Regions from separate parts of the Homo sapiens genome. Here region 1 is linked to region 2. A link is a contact called in ENCODE Hi-C or POLR2A ChIA-PET data. All regions are on one chromosome and are shown on one strand. The core of a region is the stretch at or near the end of the contact, and the rest is flanking DNA. Distances in the headings are between cores, read along the strand shown. Region 1 overlaps SLC44A3-AS1 (SLC44A3 antisense RNA 1). Region 2 overlaps LOC105378861 (a long non-coding RNA gene).

Region 1 (3,427 bases), core at 145-2,644, 170 kb after region 2:
TTTATCTGGATTAAAACTCACATTAAGCTTTTTTTGGAGGGTATTTGCAAAAGGCCTACACTAATAACAAGTGACTTTCCAATGGCATTATTAGATTATGAGCTTCCTTGGAACAGGGAGTATCTTTAGTTCTGCTGAAGAGTGCAGGATGAAAGTTAGACAAAAAATAATAATAATAATAACACATTTAACAGTTATGCAGATATTGCTCAAAAACTGGCTTTTACTAGCAGGGTGGCACATTTCTCTATTGACCTGATATCAGAAAAAGCAAAGCAGTCTTTTAAAGATTCAGACAAAATGTTTCTGGAATACATCTGTTGAAGAACATGGGAGAGGATAATTATATTAGTTGTATTAGGAAATAATAAATTCGACCTGCAAATATATAGAGTATTTAAAAATTCTTTCTTGATAACTTTTATTCCCATGGAGAGTAATTTTCCCAAATCCACTGAAATGAGTTCACATAACTCAATGTTTGTAAATAGCATCCCTCTGATCTCCTACAGAGCAAGTGGAACTGTATTCCAACCCCAGGGCCAGAAACTTGAGACCATGTGCCAGTCCATGGCACCAGAGTCCGGTCTGTCCCCATCTCTATGGCCACTGGTGCAAACATCAAGAGGAGAAGTGGAGGTGGATGGGCCTCCTCTTCTTTTTTTACCCTCCCATGGGGATGGGATGTAAAAGTGGGACCAGAAGAAGACAGAAATAAACAAGTGTTCTCCTGTTCCCTTTAGGAGTCTGAACATGGAAAATAGAGGCCCAGAACCTGCCAGAAGACAGCAGTTTCTGGCAGACATCCAGGAAAGCCCTCTTGTTGTGTCTTCAAAGGCAAAGTGTCACCTTTTCTGGTCTGCAGGGCTTATAGTCAATTTGACTCCATGCTTTGCCACTTTCTAGCTGTGCGACTTTGGAAAAGCAACTGAGCCTCACTCTTTTCCTTTATAAAATTCAGAATAATATAAATTTTACCACTTAAGGCCAAGGATTGAATGAATTAACATTTGTACAGCATAATAGAGGCACCATATATGTGGCACATAGTAAGCATGCCAGAAAGAGTAACTAGTATTGGGTTTTCCTTACATAAAATTACAAAGCCTATACTTTATTCCCCAGGTTGGAGAAGACGCTTTTCCATTTAAGCCCAAGAGATGCAGAGATTCAGCAGTTTATTGGCAATGTTTTGTACATGGCGTGATGGTCAGTAAGAGAATTCTAGCCTCTATTCAAAGTGTTAGACTCTGAAAACAAGTTTGGCTAGTTCTTTCTGTTCAAGAATGAATGACATCACTACCTCAGTCCTTGAAAACCAAATGAGAGAGTCATGGAGGGTGCTTAGCAGAGTTTCCCCACACATTTCTAGAGCATTTCCCGCAAGCTGACATTTCAACCCCAAGCAAATAAAAAGTTAGGCAACACTTTCCTTAAGTACCTTCTACAGAAAGAACACTGTGCTCTAGTTACAAAGCCATGAATGGTTGGGGAAACGGATGCAGTAAAGCATCCAAGGCTAGGCCGGGCACAGTGGCTCACGCCTGTAATTGCAGCACTTTGGGAGGCCAAGGTGGGTTAATCACCTGAGGTCAGGAGTATGAGAGCAGGCTGGCCAACAGGGCAAAACCCTGTCTCTACTAAAAATACAAAAGTTAGCCAGGCATGGTGGTGCACACCTGTAGGCCCAGCTATTTGGGAGGCTGAGGCAGGAGAATCACCTGAACCCTGGAGGCAGAGGTTGCAGTGAGCTGAGATCGCACCATTGCACTCCAGCCTGGGAGACAGAGCGAGACTCAAAAAAATAAAAAATAAATAATAAAAAAAGAACACCCAGGGCTAGATGTAAAGATGGAGCCAGTGTGGATTGAGCCCTGAGCTGGGCATCAGAAGAGCCTGGATCCTTGGCTCATCCCCTCCCCTTAATAGCTGCATGATCTCAAGTATGGCAATCGATGTCCCTAGGCCTGTGTGCTCAAGTGTACAACGCAGGAAGTGAATCTGAAGGTTTTTTCTAATTTGTGGTCTCAGTTAAGAAGAAAAAAAGGAAACATGAAAATATGTGAGATAAAATAACAGAGCAATACTCACTGCATCATAAATCCGGAGGTGGCTAGGCTGGACCAAAGGGGACATCAGGTAGAAAGTTAAAGTGTCTGTTTTTCCCAATTAAGTTTGTTTAAATGATTTAAATCCTTGAACTACACACTTTCCTAAGCTGATAGGAAGGAACTAGTACTGAGTACATTCGCTCACTGGGGCATAAATCTGAGCTGCTGGTGAAGGTTGGAAACTCTGGCATGTGAACCTATCAGAAGCCTTCGTAAGGAAATAGCCACTGATGAGTTCGTTGTGACAGAGGGCTGCAAAACCCTGAGACAGCCTGAGTTAGGAAAGAGGCTTCACCTCCCAGGAGAAAGCAAAATGATCTCATGGAAACCCAGGACTTACTGATAATCACCTGTAAATGAAGCTCTGCCTACGCGTCACTTTGCAAGGAGAATCAATGTCAACATAAGCAGACCCGCCTTGAGGGAAAACAAGGCAGGCTGCTGTACTGAGGAACAGGCTGAACTGGGGTGTGCCTCTCCCATGCCTGCTGCCCAGCAGTCCACCCTAAAGATAAACCAGCCCCAACTGGCTAAGACCTTATTCCTCCACAGCAAATGTGCACCCAACTAAACCTCTATGGTGGTTTCAGACACCAGTATCTGTAGGAGGCCGGCAAGCTGCTCATTTCAGCCCCTTTCAATTCAAGATTCTGGGTGCCCCCAAAGTTCAGCCTATTTACCTCTCCCAGATCATGGGTACCCACCCCTGTTCCCACCTCTGTTGGCAGGGCCTCAGCAGGAGGTCTTTCCATTTCCAAAAAATGGAAAGACCCTGAAGTGAATCATAAGTCACAGTGCTCTCTTGGGATCCCTGTTACAGGAAGTAGCGGGAAACAAGATGCCTTCTCATCCCCATACTGGTGTCAGCTGTCAGGAATGTGGTTTCTCAGAAACATACTGGGTGACAGCCTTTGCAGATACTTTAAGGTGAGAAAGCTCCCAAAAGGGCAGAGAAAGCCCATTCCCACCTGGAACAGAAGTCACCTAACACTGCTCTGATTAGGAAGAAATAGTAATCATTAAACCATATGCACCGCGAGAAAACATGCAAAGATGGATTCTACACAGGCTGGGAGTTCTCACGCCCTGCAGGCTTTCATCATCCTGACCTTTCCAACTAGAACGTCGTCTTTTGCTGGCTAATTTGTAACTGCCCTTCAAGATTCACTGGGGATCAGAAGGCTTCTCCCTGAGCACCTGGCCTGCCTCCCATGGCCCATGCACCCCCTGCCCTTGTTACCGTCATCGGCCAGGGCTTTCCCTCAGAGCAGTGTCTGAGTGGGCCCCAAGTGCCTGATTCAGTGTGTGGCAACAAA
Region 2 (3,435 bases), core at 208-2,707:
CTCACTGGGTAAAAGCAGACTTTATTTTCATTTCCTAGACTGAAACAATATAGGGTTGTGAGAAGTTTAACTGTAATTTTTTTGTCATTGTTTAAAGCTGCAACTTTGAACATTGTGCTGAAACTTAGATCTGAGAGATCAGCAGATCTATATAGTAGCATCTGATTTGTCAGGGATCATCAGGGGATGAGGCATTTCAGAGAAATAAAATATTCCAGTATTTAAATCATATCTCTTGAGGGTCTTAATGTTTGTGTTAATCATTTTTTGATGTAAGAGTTTCCCAAATCTCCAGCTAACCCACTGCCTTGTGAAACAAGAATGCAGTATCAGATCCCATTTGCCCTGCTGATTTAAGAGCATTTGTATGAAAGCCAGTTATCAGATCATTCTGATGCACTGCCCTCTGAGGCTACCAAAACTTGTTGGGTGTTTACCCCTGTCTTCAGCGGACCCATTTGTCATCATCCTATAATTCTGTTAGCCATAAGTACCCCCAGTATATTTTCCTGGGCAAGAATGTGGTATTTCTGTCTGGTGTTGGCATTAGAGGATCTCCATCCGAGTGACAGTTGGGTTTGTTTAGGCTTGCTTTGATTAGCCTTGCTTGCTTGTAATGTGAAGTCCAAAGATCAGAATTCAAGTTCCATTTCTTTCTCTTCTCCTTGTATGATCTTGGACAAGTTATCAGCCCCTCTATACCTGGGTTTGCCCGCTAACAAAAATGGTCATAATAATACCCAGCCCAGGGCTGAGAATGAAGCTGTATCATAAATACAATGTGTTATACAAATGGTAGTTCATTTCACTACAAAATACCTGCTCATGCCCAACTTCACCTTAGGCATATAATTGATCAGGAGTGAGTTGTTGAGAGCACTTCTGAGTTTTAAATAACATGGAGAGGGGCTGTTTATTGAAGGGATAACTGTGGCAGATGCAGCAGGAAGGCTCTAAGGGGAAAGCGTCTCCCCTAAATTTCCTATTATGCAACTTAGTGTCCAGAACACTGTGGTGGTTGAGAATCAGGGTTCAGCAGAATATGCAAATTGCCTTTCCTTTCATCAGGACACAAAGAAAGAAATGAGCCCCCAAAATATCTCTCAGAAGTGACATGGGTTTATCATTTCCATTATCCTTGACACTTTTCAGGGGTTAAATGTCTCTGGCTAGGCGCATGTTATTATTTGAGTATTACTAGCCCTTTAAGAGCCTCGACACTTCTGGAAAGCAGCCCGTGGAGCTGCTTCAGCACCGAGTGGGTCTGAGCTACAAGAGGGTGACCGCTAATCCTAATTCTAACCCCAACCTGAATTTATGAGGTCCTGCTGGTACGCAGAGGGAGGACTGGAGGGACCAGTCAGGTTGGCCAGCTGGCCCAGTGGTATAGGGAGCCGTTGGATTGGGGTTTGTCACATAAACTGGGACCCTGCCCAAAGCCGAGACGTCGTAAGATTCCCCTGTTTTGCACAACCCTGTGGTAGTAGCCACATCCTTATTGTGTAAACTCAGGTTTAACCACAGAACAACCAGCTTATGCCTTGTTAGATGAGGAGGAGCTTAACCCACTGAAGAGTACTTTCTTTTAATAAGGAGAGACAACTTCAAAAAAAATTGTTTTAGGGGCCCCCAAAATTTCAGATGAGGACACTATGAAGATTTTGAGTCTTGCAAGCTGTGTGATTAAAATGATCAAGTGATTAAAATGCTGTTTTAATGCTATTATAAAATGGTATTTTAGTTTGGACACATCCTTAGAAAGACTCCTTCCGCAGAAAAACTGACGCAGCAATTTGTAGAGGGAACTCACAGGTGTTCCATGAACTGAATCACTACATGGGGGATTTTTAAAAGCTGGATTGGGGGAGCAGTGGATGGTAGAATGAATCCTTTATCTTGAAGATATAGCAAAAGTAAATACAAATTATACAGCTTGTAAGATTAATGCTTTTGAATCATAAAAAATAAACACAAAATTCTTGTGGCTTAGTTGCATAAAGATAAGCAATTCAAAGTCCATATCTTTAATGATAGCCTTTTTTCTGTCGTAAGTAAAGACTGCATCAAGGAATTAATGCAAACACATTTCTGCCTACCATCCTTATATTTCTCCTTTCTTGCTAAAATTACCTACTTCACAGGATGTGAGAATTAAATGAGATATGTGTCACTTTGTTTAGCACCAAAGAAACACTAAATAAGTATTGTCAAGTTGAAATCTGAATAGTGCTTTTCTTCTTCTCCCTGTCTTCCTTCTCCTTTTCCCATCCTCACCTGCTTTCTTGGTGCTTACTGAGAACTGACTGTGTCCCCTGGACTGGGGCAGAGGTGGCCCTGCTCTCCAGGAGCTTTGCTTATTCACTTACTCAACCAGTATTTATTGAACTCCAACTTGTACCAGTCTGTCTTCCAGCCCTGAAGACTCAGTGTTGAGGATGAAAAAGTCCCTGTTTACATCCAAGGGTTAATACACCAATACATTAATCAATCCATAGTATAACCTTGAGTACTATTAAGCGCTACAAAGAAAGACAAAGAAGGCTAAAGGGATGGAGAATGGTGGAAGTGAGTTGGAGGCTATTTTACATGGATACATCAAGAAAGCCTCTCTGGAGAAAGTGGCATTTGGGCAGAGTCCTGAATGAGGTGAGGAGGTGGCCCATGAGAGGATCCAGGCAGAGGATGAGGCAGGGGCACAGGAAACAGCATGTGCAAAGGCCCTGAGGTGAGCACAAGCTTGGCATGGTCTCAGGAAAACAAAAAGATCAGAAGGGTATGGTCTCAGGAAAACAAAAATATAGTGAGCTGGGAGAAGGTTGTCACACAGGAGCCTGGAGGCATGGGGTGAGGAGAAGATCACATAGGGCCTCATGGGGCATGCTATGAAGTTTGTTCAGATTGTATTCCAGGATTGATGGGAAGCTATTGGAGAGTTTTGAGTCCTTATATTGTTTATGTGCTTTAAAAGGATCACTTTAGCCACTGGAGAATACAGAAGAGCAAGAGCAGAGGCCCCAACCAGGGGGCTAGTATAGGGACGGAGAGGCAGTATAACACAGTGGGGAAGCCTCCAGGGCCAGACTGCCAGGGTTTGAAGCATGTCTGCCATTGATGAGCAGCATGAGCATGGACAAGTTAAATAACTCACCTGCACTTCACTTCTCTCATCTATAAAATGGAGATGTAATAGGGTTACCACATTGTACAACTCCAGAATCTCCCCCTGGAGTCCGACGAGTGCAGCGTGCACAGTGCCACTCAGAGCTGTGCAATGCAGCGGTCTCCATCATGAGTCCTACCTTGTTGTGTTACCATGAAGATTAAGGCATAACACACATGTAAAGTGTGTAGAACAATGCCTGGTACCCAAGAATATCTCAAAAATATCTGTTATTATTCGTAGCTGAGGTGAGAGATGATGGTAAGTGGATTAAA

Evidence for each region. Hi-C counts contacts between places; a loop is a spot of excess contacts on that map. ChIA-PET counts read pairs that join two places held with the same protein, here RNA polymerase II (POLR2A).
Region 1: a loop to region 2 is called in a map of CD14-positive monocyte, with 2.4 times the contacts of the local background. The contact joins two enhancer-like sites. A Hi-C loop is called at or near these places in 2 of 168 maps with a recorded cell type or tissue (CD14-positive monocyte and posterior cingulate gyrus). POLR2A ChIA-PET finds 5 or more read pairs at or near these places in 1 of 52 experiments (PC-9).

Annotation. Positions count from the first base shown.
Region 1 is chr1:94,771,042-94,774,468 of GRCh38, forward strand. All of the region lies in intron 1 of SLC44A3-AS1 (SLC44A3 antisense RNA 1), which reads right to left. Among named protein-coding and RNA genes, the nearest start is that of MIR378G, 27 kb to the left of the region's middle. Within about 2 kb of position 1,395, at least 6 of the 41 ENCODE cell types and tissues checked have a DNase peak (open chromatin) inside an H3K27ac peak, as active enhancers do; they include PC-9, where a contact is called at or near this core.
Region 2 is chr1:94,601,139-94,604,573 of GRCh38, forward strand. The region is part of intron 1 of LOC105378861 (a long non-coding RNA gene); the gene reads left to right. Among named protein-coding and RNA genes, the nearest start is that of MIR12133, 59 kb to the left of the region's middle. Within about 2 kb of position 1,458, at least 6 of the 41 ENCODE cell types and tissues checked have a DNase peak (open chromatin) inside an H3K27ac peak, as active enhancers do; they include PC-9, where a contact is called at or near this core.